Regions from separate parts of the Mus musculus genome. Here region 2 is linked to region 1. Evidence: chromatin loops called from intact Hi-C (ENCODE). Cell type or tissue: heart. All regions are shown on one strand.

Region 1 (2,500 bases):
CAGAAAGACAAGGCCTATTAAAGCAGCAGGGAGTTTTGAAGCTAACGTCTTGATGTGAGATGGGTGCAAGAAAGATATCGAGGAGGGGCTGCTAGTGACTGGTCCCAGGAGATGGGGCATGGCTAGAGAGACCAGAACACTGGCCTGGGGACAGTGTAAGTGGCAGAGTGGCTCTCAGGAGGCTTCTCTGTGCATAGTGCTTCTGTCTGTCTGTCTGTCTGTCTGTCTGTGCTCCATGATGCAGAAGCTCTGCCCCTGAGGATACTGCCTTCTTCCAATGCATCCTATGTGCCCATGAGTAATTTTTCCAACTCTCTCATGTTTTTGGTGGGTTTCCCATAGTTTCTGCCAAACACATGCATTTTCTTAATATTCCTGAAATAATTTTTCTACCTTCTTCATTTCCAAGGAAAACATTTATGCTTACCACACACACACACACACACACACACACACACACACAGGCTTTCCTCAGTGCCAGCGATGGAGCCTAAAGACTCACATATGCTAGGCAAGGCTCTGCCTCTGAGCTGCAGCCCAGCCCGCCCCACAGTGTTCTTTAGTGAAATTTCCTTAATAAAAGGTTAAAAGATGAATATGGCTGCACCTTTGTTCTTGAATCATAAGGAAAATTTAACAGGAGAACTATCCCTATCAGATAATGCAGCCACCCTTCCCTGTGTCTTGGCTAGAATATTTCTTTAAGCTATGATGGCTTCTTTGTTTCTTGAATTCAGATATAGATGGTTTATGACCTATGCTAATAAGGAAAAGCAAATTAATTCAAAGTCTATAGAACTTTAATGGACTTATAAATTGTGTAGGCAACAAGCAGGGGAAAGCCCAGACTTCTGCTCTGTCATGATTTGAACCTGTGACTTAGGGTTTAGGTGTCAAACAGTTCTTTCAAATACACACATATAGTACAAAGAGCTTTCCAGAGCTTAGGTCAAAGCTCTAGATAGGTAATTAAGTAGTTTACTGGTGAAGCCAGAGAACTATTGAGAGGCAGCGACAATGCTAACTATACTGGAATAGTTCTGGGAAAAACCACAATTTCAGATCAATCACCCTGGTCCTTCCCTCCTTAGTGATTCTTGGTAGGGGTCGATGGTGAGAGAGGAAAACGAGGCATTTCCTTTTGGTCTGGTAACCGAGTTGAAGTACTGTTTTGTTCTGTAAAACACAGGTGGTTCAAGGTCCTGGAAAGGCCCGATGAACTGGTCTTCATGGTTCCGCTTTCCAGGCTGGGGTGACGGGGCCTGGGAACTGTGCCAAGTGGATCCAGGGCCCAGTCATACAGGTCCTTAATGACTTCAGTGTGGGTTTTTCATCTCCTGGCCAAGCGTTATCGTACTTGTCCAGACAAGCCGCTCACCACTCCGGGAGTGTGTGGGAAAAGCAACACTGCCCAAGCGACTGGGAGGGAAAGCTGTCTGAAGGTAGAAACCAATTACTTCAGGATTTATTTGCATGCACTCTGGAAAAAGAACAACTTTAAATCTCTGGGCTGTGTAAGGAAAGCCGGAACCTTTCCTGGGAGAGGGGGGTAGAAAGAAACAGGATTGAAACCTATACCGAGCCCAGCTATCTAGAATGTTCCAATTAGCTATCAGAAGACCCGAAAAGCAGAGTAATAAAATGTTGACAGCAGTCGCAATCAACGTGTGGTAACTCTGGACTGCAACGACGTCTTTGGCACCGAAGGAAATCAGGGCAGTAAAAGCAGCCATCCTCAGGATTCGGAGTAAGCCCTAGATTACTTCCATCTGTACATTATCCAGACTGCTCGAAAAAACCAGAGGCCCTGGACGGAGACTGCACAGTGAGTATATGGAACTCTAGGGTGAACTGCCAGACAGAGGAGACTCGTTTTAAATACAATACTTTACAAACCCCCAACTCTTTTCTTGCTGGTGACAGTGGCACTGAGGTTATATTTGTCTCAAATCTGGAAGATCAGGAAGTATTATTTCTGTGTCTCATGTGGAGTGTATCATTGCGTATAAACTTTTACACACTGGGCTGTTCCACGTTCACGATTCCCAGTGCATGTAAAATTATTTGGAAGTTGCTCTCCAGTTTCATTTTGTGGTGTGTTTTTTGTGCTTGTTGGGGAAAATGTTTGGAAAGGTCACTGTGACATGGGTTATTTGTAACAATGACTTGGTGAATAACTAGTATGTCACTTAGCATGTCCAAGTATTCAAGAGAAAGTTCTTTTGATGAGCCCAGTGACAATGTAATTAGGTGCTTTTTTTTTTCTTATCCTATGTTTGATTGTCAATGTAACATGGGACCAATTCTTAGTTTTTGTGTGGTCAAATCCTATAGATTAAAGATGACATATAAAACACAAGACTTTTAGATTGCCTGCCTGTGTTTGTCATGGCTTATATTTGTTCAGAGATATTAGATCTGAATTTATAAATTCACCCTGGAAAAACTAGATTTCTGGCAGCAGCAGTTTGGGGTTGGGGTGGGACAAGGGAAAGGACTT
Region 2 (2,500 bases), 130 kb after region 1:
TGGGACCACTAGGTGATGCTATTTAAATACGGTAGAATCGTGTCACCCTTATTTTCTTTCTCCCAGCTTTGTGTGATGGCTAGCATTCCTGTCTTCTGTCTTCTGCCAATCTTTCCTTTCTTTTCTTTCTGAGGATGTTGTGGTGGTTCATCTGTCAATACAAAGCTGAATGTTTTCTGAGTGTGTGTGTGTGTGTGTGTGTGTGTGTGTGTGTGTGCTTGTATACGTTGGTATACAACACATATACACATAAATGTAGGATGTGTTCAGTGTGGGCTAATAATGAGCCTGGTACAGATGGCGCAATGAGCAAAACATTTTTGCATAGATACGTAACTGGTTTGGTTTTTTTTTTCCCCTTCCCTTACTGATCTTAGACATAGAATTTGTTTGTTTGTTTGGTTTAAGTTTCAGAAAGCAGACAAAGCATAGACATAAAGCCACCAATCCTGTGACTCCCACCAGTTGTGCCGTCAGCTCTGGAGAGCCTGTCAGCCAGTTCTTGACATAGTGACCTCATTCCCCACACTGCCCTTACGACAGTGGCTGAGCTGTTCTGCCTCCAGGGCTGCCAGCATGATGGGTGAAGAGCACTGGGCTTGCAAAGACTTGCAGGGCAACTGGGACCCGTGATAAACAGCTCACTGCAGCTAAACTTTGATCCTGTGTGCTATAGAGCTGCCCATCACACACAGGTGGGAGATTTGTTCGTCCGCCGTGACAATTAAGAACCCAGCCTTAAAAAAAAAAAAACAAAAAAAAAAACCCTCAAAGAAGGAAAATGTGATTGTAGTGTGTTGTGTGTGCGATGCCAGATCAAATTTAGCAGTGTATTCTTTCTTCAAGCATTTTGGAGATATGTCCCCTTTTTACTCTTCGGTGATTTAAAAATATATATGTATGTAAGGGGACTAACGCATGAGATGGTGCCTGGGTCCCTTAGAGATACCTGGGGTCTGTCCTACCCTGCAAGTCTCCTCACTGCACAGACAAAGGAGCTGACAGACACATGCAGGCTGTGGCTTTTCTCGGAGCTATGACTCATTCCATCTCACAAAGGATTCTGGGCAGGGGAGTGAGAAGTCAGGTTGGCTGATTGGTCCCTGTGACTTCACTTTGCAGAGAAGAATGGGGGGGGGTGACACTGCAGATTCCCGAGACACTGCAGTGGGATGTCGGCTCAGTGCTGTGATCTATGGGCTAGGCACGATCAGGATCCAGCTGTTTCGTGCAAACAGGATAAAAGGATGGTGAAGACGACTCCCCGATCCCCAGCCCCATCTGTAAAATCATCACTAGCAAAGTACATTCATAGAGCCCTTTTAAGGTGCTTTGGATGGAACTTGTGTCAATGTCACAAACCCTGATTTGTAAGGACATCCCTTAGTATATATATATGTGTGTGTGTGTGTGTGTGTGTGTGTGTGTATACAAGGCTAAAGAAGACACACACACACACACACACACACACACACACACACACACACACATATATATATATATATATATATATATAGAGAGAGAGAGAGAGAGAGAGAATATACTTTACAAGGGAAACTCCCAGATTGTCATTGTAGTCTACAGGCCTGCAGTAACTTACCTGAAATGCTCACTTAGGATACTATTGCTTGAACTTACTCTTTCTTCTTATTACAGATTCTAGGACACCCATTTCTGTTACTGGCTCCTTCTTGTGCTTGGATGCATTCCCCTAGCATGCACCAGGCTTTAGCCTCAAAGCTACCTGGGGAATGGAGCCAGTCCAGAAAGGGTCAGGTAGGTTTCCCCTGCTTTTATTTCAAAAAATTGTTATATGAAAAAAATATATATGTTAAGAATGTCAATGCTACCTGTGACCAGGGCAAACAGACCCCTGACGTGTGGTCTTGTTGTTAGCATGCTCCCGGCCTGTATTGAGGGCAGTCTAAACTCTCCGGTAGAGGCTGCCCATTGCACGTGACCACATCAACCATTGCTTCATTGGGGCGAGCCATCAGGGGATGTAGAGCCAAGGTCAGGACATAATCAGAGTGTATCATTTCCATCGTCTGCATGTCTCTTTCACCTCTCCAAGAGAACAAAAAATATTCCTTGTTTTTTTTTTTTTTTTGTCTTCAATTAATACACAGTCCATGAAATGTGTGTAATTTGACCTGGGAACCTATGTGTCACACTCGCAGTTGAAGGTGTCTGATTTACACACTCAGAGTAAGAGACTCTCTAAGAAGAATAGCACATTGAGGCACTTAGTTTCTGTGAACTAAGAAAAGGTGTGTTTCACTAGGGTCTGGTTTGGGATTTTTGATTATGACAGAGCTCTTTTTCTTTTCTTTTTTCTTTATAAATCCATAATATGACATCCATAACATAAAATCTTTTTTTAATGATAATAAAATGGTCAAAATTCTTGCCAAGGTTGCATTCAACATGAAAACGGCATATCTAAAAACATGATTTTACCACCTCCCTCAATGTACTGTCGGTATTGTTGTTTAGTAAT

Evidence for each region. Hi-C counts contacts between places; a loop is a spot of excess contacts. Peaks named below come from ENCODE experiments on the same cell type or tissue, not always from the same donor. Only the 100,000 strongest peaks of a DNase experiment are listed, where the experiment ranks them.
Region 2: a loop joins it to region 1, with 2.0 times the contacts of the local background. A loop is called at or near these places in 6 of 42 quality-filtered maps.

What each region holds. Positions count from the first base shown.
Region 1 is chr8:47,351,356-47,353,855 of GRCm38, reverse strand. It overlaps a transcript of Stox2 not described here. Among named protein-coding and RNA genes, the nearest start is that of Gm39171, 29 kb to the right of the region's middle. In heart, no CTCF peak of the experiment used is centred here; a DNase peak (open chromatin) is centred at 1,295; H3K4me3 peaks cover 692 bases; H3K27ac peaks cover 528 bases; H3K27me3 peaks cover 310 bases.
Region 2 is chr8:47,216,812-47,219,311 of GRCm38, reverse strand. All of the region lies in intron 1 of Stox2 (storkhead box 2), which reads left to right. Among named protein-coding and RNA genes, the nearest start is that of Gm51570, 2.9 kb to the left of the region's middle. In heart, no CTCF peak of the experiment used is centred here; a DNase peak (open chromatin) is centred at 1,021; H3K27ac peaks cover 1,351 bases.